Linked DNA regions of Homo sapiens: region 2 is linked to region 1. A link is an interaction called in ENCODE POLR2A ChIA-PET data of the cell type or tissue named here. Cell type or tissue: HCT116. All regions are shown on one strand. Region 1 holds the start of ACSS2 (acyl-CoA synthetase short chain family member 2). Region 2 overlaps GSS (glutathione synthetase).

Region 1 (2,500 bases):
GATCCGCCCGCCTCGGCCTCCCAAAGTGCTGGGATTACAGGCGTGAGCCACTGCTCCTGGCCGATTTTCCTCATACATTTTAACAGACATGGAACCATCTATCAGAACTTCTGAACTATTACTAATACAATCCCAGCCCAAGTTAAAAAAATAAATAAAACAACTTGACATCGTAGTAACTCGTTCAGTCTTATACCGCGTAATTTCCATTAGGATGTCCGATATACTAAAAATAGATCGGGGACTCCATTACTAATCTGAGGACCCCAAGATGGGAACCAGACCCGTTATTGCCCTCAACAGTTCACAGGTTAAGGGTCTCAGGAGGCAGTGGCTGAGCTGGTGTGAAAGGGAAGCAAAGAAAGTTCTATTCGTGGCCCTCCTCCCTTCAAGGCTCCCGTCGCCCCTTAGAGACCCTCTTTTCGCCTCAGGAACTCCCCTTCTCTTCCCATGAAACTTTCACTCTCTTGGCCGACCTCCCCGTCCCAATCTCAAGGAACCTCACTTCTTCCCTCACGGAATCCCGCGTCTCCTCGCAAAAACCCGCATCTCCACCACGGACCCTCCAAGTCTGCAGGGAACTCCCCAGCTCCCATGGAACCCTCGTCTCCTCCCGGAATCCCTTTTCCATTTTCAAAGAACCGCAATTCTTCCTTCACAGAACCTCCATCTCCTCACCCACCCCTCAGCTTCCCAAGGGAGCCCCCGACTCCCCCAGGGAGCCCCCACTCTTCTCCTCACTGACACCCCAGGCCCGCCCGGGCCGGGCCTCACCCCGCGGCTCCTCCACGGAGCGCCGGTGCAGCTCGCGGTAGCGCTGCAGCGAGGGGACGTGCGCGGAGCGGCTGACCTCGGGCGGCGGAGACCAACTCCGCGCCCGGCCTCCGGCTCCAGCTTCCTCCTGGCCCCGGCTCCCGCTGCCGCTCCGGACCCGCTCCTCAGGAAGCCCCATCACGTCAAGTTCCTAGAACCGCGGCCGCCTTTGCGGTCGCGGCGGGTGCCGGGACTGAGAAAACAGGCCGAACTAGAGGCGGGGCCTCCGTAGAGGGGCGGGGCCTGGTGAGTGGGGGAGTGGCTTAGTCTGGCGGGTGGGCGGTGCCAGAGGGGGCGGGGCCGTGTCTGGTTGGGGAGGGATCGAGGTTGGCAAGGACAGAAATACTATAAGGAAAAGTCGAGGGATAGGGGTGGAGCTGACTTGCCGGAAGGAGTGACGCCGTCGAGTGAAAGCAGAAGGGGCGGGGCCGGGTGTGACAAGGGAGAGGGTGGAACCGTGGAGTGCCAAGGGAGGGGCGGGGCCAGGCGGGACAGGAGAGGAGGTGGGCCCATGGAGTGATGGGGAGTAACCCGGCTGGTTGTGACAGGAGAGGAGGCAGAGCCATGGAGTGACCAGAGTGGGGTGGGGTCTTGGAGTGACAGATAAGGGGTTGGGTTAAGGCAAGGATCGAAAGGGAAAGGGATGGACTAAGGAGAGGAGTTGAGTAAGGTCCATCGCGGAGCCGCCCCGTGATCTGATTGCACAGTCCTGACTATCACCAGTTCCTTCCAGGTGACACCCTTCCCTCCAGGTCCCCCCTCTCTGAGCCACACCCACATTCTCGTCCTCCGGAAAAACTTCTCCCATGACCTTGAGGGCATGCTCTGGCGACAGCACCTCCTCTCTGCTCACCCTGGAACCAGCTCAGATTTTCTCCCTCTTATGAGGACATGTCTTCAATCTCCTTGCCTTCACAAATCTCCATCCAGATCTAAAGTACAAGACTCAATAAGTGAAGACTAGGAGACACCTTCAGGTTTTTTGTAATAAGCCCACCTCCTAATTGCACAAATGGCAAACCCAGGAAAGGGAAGGAACTGGTGCACAGTCAGAGAGCAAATAACGACCAAGTTAGGGCCAAAGCTAGGTTCTTTGACTCCAGATTTGGTTTTACTTCCTCGTCAGGCTTGAAGCTAAGGCTTGTAAAATATCAAAGTCTGTGCAAATAGGAAAAATCATTCACATTCTCTTTTTTTGTTGTTGTTTTTGTTTTGAGATGGAGTCTCTCGCTCTGTCGCCCAGGCTGGAGTGCAATGGCACAATCTCGGCTGACTGCAACCTCTGCCTCCTGGATTCAAGCAATTCTCCTGCCTCAGCCTCCCGAGTAGCTGGAATTACAGGTGCACACCACCACACCCAGCTAATTTTTGTATTTTTAGTAGAGATGGGATTTCACCATGTTGTCCAGGCTGGTCTTGAACTCCTGACCTCAGGTGATCTGCCCGCCTTGGGCTCCCAAAGTGCTAGGATTACAGGCGTGAGCCACCACACCTGGCCCACATTCTCTTCTTTCCTTCACAATCTCTTTACTCCACCAAGGGAAACCCCCACCACCACCACCACAACCTGGGCTTAATTACCTCTAGCTTCTCTCTAGCCCCTCCACCCCAGAAAGAAGTCAGGCAGGACCCTCCTCCATCTCTCACCTGCACTCACCACAAAGAAGTGCCCACCTCACCATCATTT
Region 2 (2,500 bases), 68 kb before region 1:
GGTACCTCCAAAGAACAAAAAGTCATAGGAGTCAGGAAAGCTGGCTTCTAATCCTGGCTCGACCAGTTATTTATATGGCCTCAAGCCACTCCCTTTCCTTCTCTGGGCCTAAGGTTTCTTCATCTGAAAAATGAAGAGACTGGCTTAAATCCAAGATCCCTTTATTGTTGACATTCTGTAATCCGTGACACCCTACTTTGAAGACTGATATTTCCATTTGGAATTAGGGGAAGTCAGCCTGGTTTTGGAGGAAAACAGAGGTAGGGAAGGTTATTGGGTTAAAGTCAGATTTTCTACTTCTCCTAAGCAGCGACACTTTCTTGTCACCTCAGGCCTCTCATCTTTGGATGGGATGGGGTACAGACTGGGCCACACTCAGGGCATGAGGAAGCAACCTCTGAAATGGTTCAGCCCATCCGCCCTTCTCTGTCTCTTTCCCTTGATCTTTTTTTTTTTTTCTTCAGATTCTGGGGCAATTTCTTAAAATTTCTTTATTTATTTTAGAATTAAATATATATAGGCTGGGCGCGGTGGCTCAGGCCTGTAATCCCAGCACTTTGGGAGGCCGAGGTGGGTGGATCACTTAAGGTCAGGAGTTTGAGACCAGCCTGGCCAACATGGTGAAACCCCGTCTCTACTAAAAATATAAAAAAATTAGCTGGGTGTGGTGGCGGGTGCCTATAATCCCAGCTACTTGGGAGGCTGAGGCAGGAGAATCGCTTGAACCCAGGAGGCAGAGGCTGCAGTAAGCCAAGATCACGACACTGTACTCCAGCCTGGGCGACAGAGCGAGACTCCATCTCAAAAAAAAAGAAATAATAATACATATATATATGTATATATATTCATTGTAGAATTAAATATCTAGAAATATTATGTATTTACATATACATGCTAGATGTGTATATACTGTACAGGTTGAGCATCCCTAATCCAAAAATCCAAAAGCTGAAATGCTCCAAAATTCAAAACTTGTTGAACACCACATGACTCTACCAGTGGAAAACGCCACGCCTGATGTCATGTGACAGGTGCAGTCAAAACACAGTCAAAAGTTTGTTTCATGCACAAAATTAATTAAAATATTGTATAAAATAATCTTCAGGCTATGAGTATAAGGTGTATATGAAACAAATGAATTTTGTGTTTAGACTTGAGTCCCATCCCCAAGATGTCTCATTACGTATATGCAAATCTTCCAAAATCCGAAAGACTTCTGGTCCCAAGCATTTCGGATAAGGGATATCCAACCTGTAATTGCATGTCTTTGATTAATTTTTCAACAGAAATTAGACTTTTGTTGGAGACAAAATCTTTTAAAAATGTGTGGGTGAATATGAGAAGGGGTCATAATGGTAAGAAGCTTGGAAACCATTGACTTGTAGCCAAAAACCCAATGAGTCATGAATGTATGAATCTGCCCACCACCTTGCCCCTGAGCTGTTTCTTGGAATGGGCCCAGCTTTGTACCTGCAATCCTGGATTGTGGGAAACATGAGCAGCCTGGCTTATAACCCTAATGATGCAATTATGAAGGAGACTTGCAGCTCATCTTTGCAACCCCTGCCTTCTCTGTTCCTCTCTCCTCTCATACACATATAAACCCTAGTTCCTAAGGGAGAAGAGCCCCCTACAAAACATGAAGGGGAGCACCTCTTCAGAAAAAGGAAAGTGTGTCTCAACTTCCTTGGAGGCTGAAGCCCAGCTGGGACTCTCCTCCTAACCAAGGGCTGGCATGAGAGAGCTCACCCTTGGGAGAGAGCTGGCTGAGGAGCAGAGGAACTTCAGGGCAGGCCTGGGCTACTTGGCTTCCCCCCACTGGTCTGCTGTGACGTTTCTGTAACAAGGTGATTCAGGCTTGAGCAGGTGTGCAGAATCCACCCTGAATCTCAAAGGGCAGTAAGTGTGATGTTAATCACCTGTGGATTCCTTCTTACTGTGGCTCTTGTTGAGACTTCAGAAAACCATACTGGATAGGCCCCTAACACATGTCACATGTCATGGCAGTACACTGAGCTGTGACGATGAGCCTGCATAGACACAGCCATTACCTTCATGAGGTTTATAGTCAAACAGGAGAGATGACACTAATCATCACACAAAGAAAATGTAAAATTGCAACTGCAGTCAGTGCTGTAAAGGAGTGGTTCTTAGTTCTATGAGAACACATAGTAGGGGGATCTGACTCAGATAGGGAAGGCTTCCCTGAGGAAATCACATCATATGAGGACTAGTTGAAGAAGAAACAAACAAACAAAAAAAACCCAGGATATTTAGCTTGGGTCAGAAAAATCTTATTGGTGCACAGGGCATAACTGCTGTCTTCTAATCTCCAAGGGCTGCTGTGGAGGAGGAGGAGAAGGCTCACCCTGGGAGGTCGCAGAGGGTAGGAAAAGCTATGGAGAGTTAGTATTAGGTCAACCAGAAGGCTTGCCAACCATCAGAGCTATTCAAGTAGAATAGATACATCATGTCATTTTCTAGCTCTTCTTCGGTGCAG

What was found. Peaks named below come from ENCODE experiments on the same cell type or tissue, not always from the same donor. Only the 100,000 strongest peaks of a DNase experiment are listed, where the experiment ranks them.
Region 2: POLR2A ChIA-PET joins it to region 1 with 16 read pairs; 28 of 35 experiments call an interaction of 5 or more read pairs at or near these places.

The regions. Positions count from the first base shown.
Region 1 is chr20:34,875,098-34,877,597 of GRCh38, reverse strand. ACSS2 (acyl-CoA synthetase short chain family member 2) reads right to left here and starts at 986. Exons shown (of 18, transcript NM_018677.4): 1 at 775-986. The coding sequence starts at 952. RefSeq lists silencers at 698-1,127, 1,208-1,347 and enhancers at 1,618-1,667, 1,688-1,767. In HCT116, a CTCF peak has its summit at 1,647; a DNase peak (open chromatin) is centred at 1,307; H3K4me3 peaks cover 2,012 bases; H3K27ac peaks cover 1,424 bases.
Region 2 is chr20:34,943,342-34,945,841 of GRCh38, reverse strand. All of the region lies in intron 3 of GSS (glutathione synthetase), which reads left to right. Among named protein-coding and RNA genes, the nearest start is that of GSS, 11 kb to the left of the region's middle. In HCT116, no CTCF peak of the experiment used is centred here; a DNase peak (open chromatin) is centred at 1,481.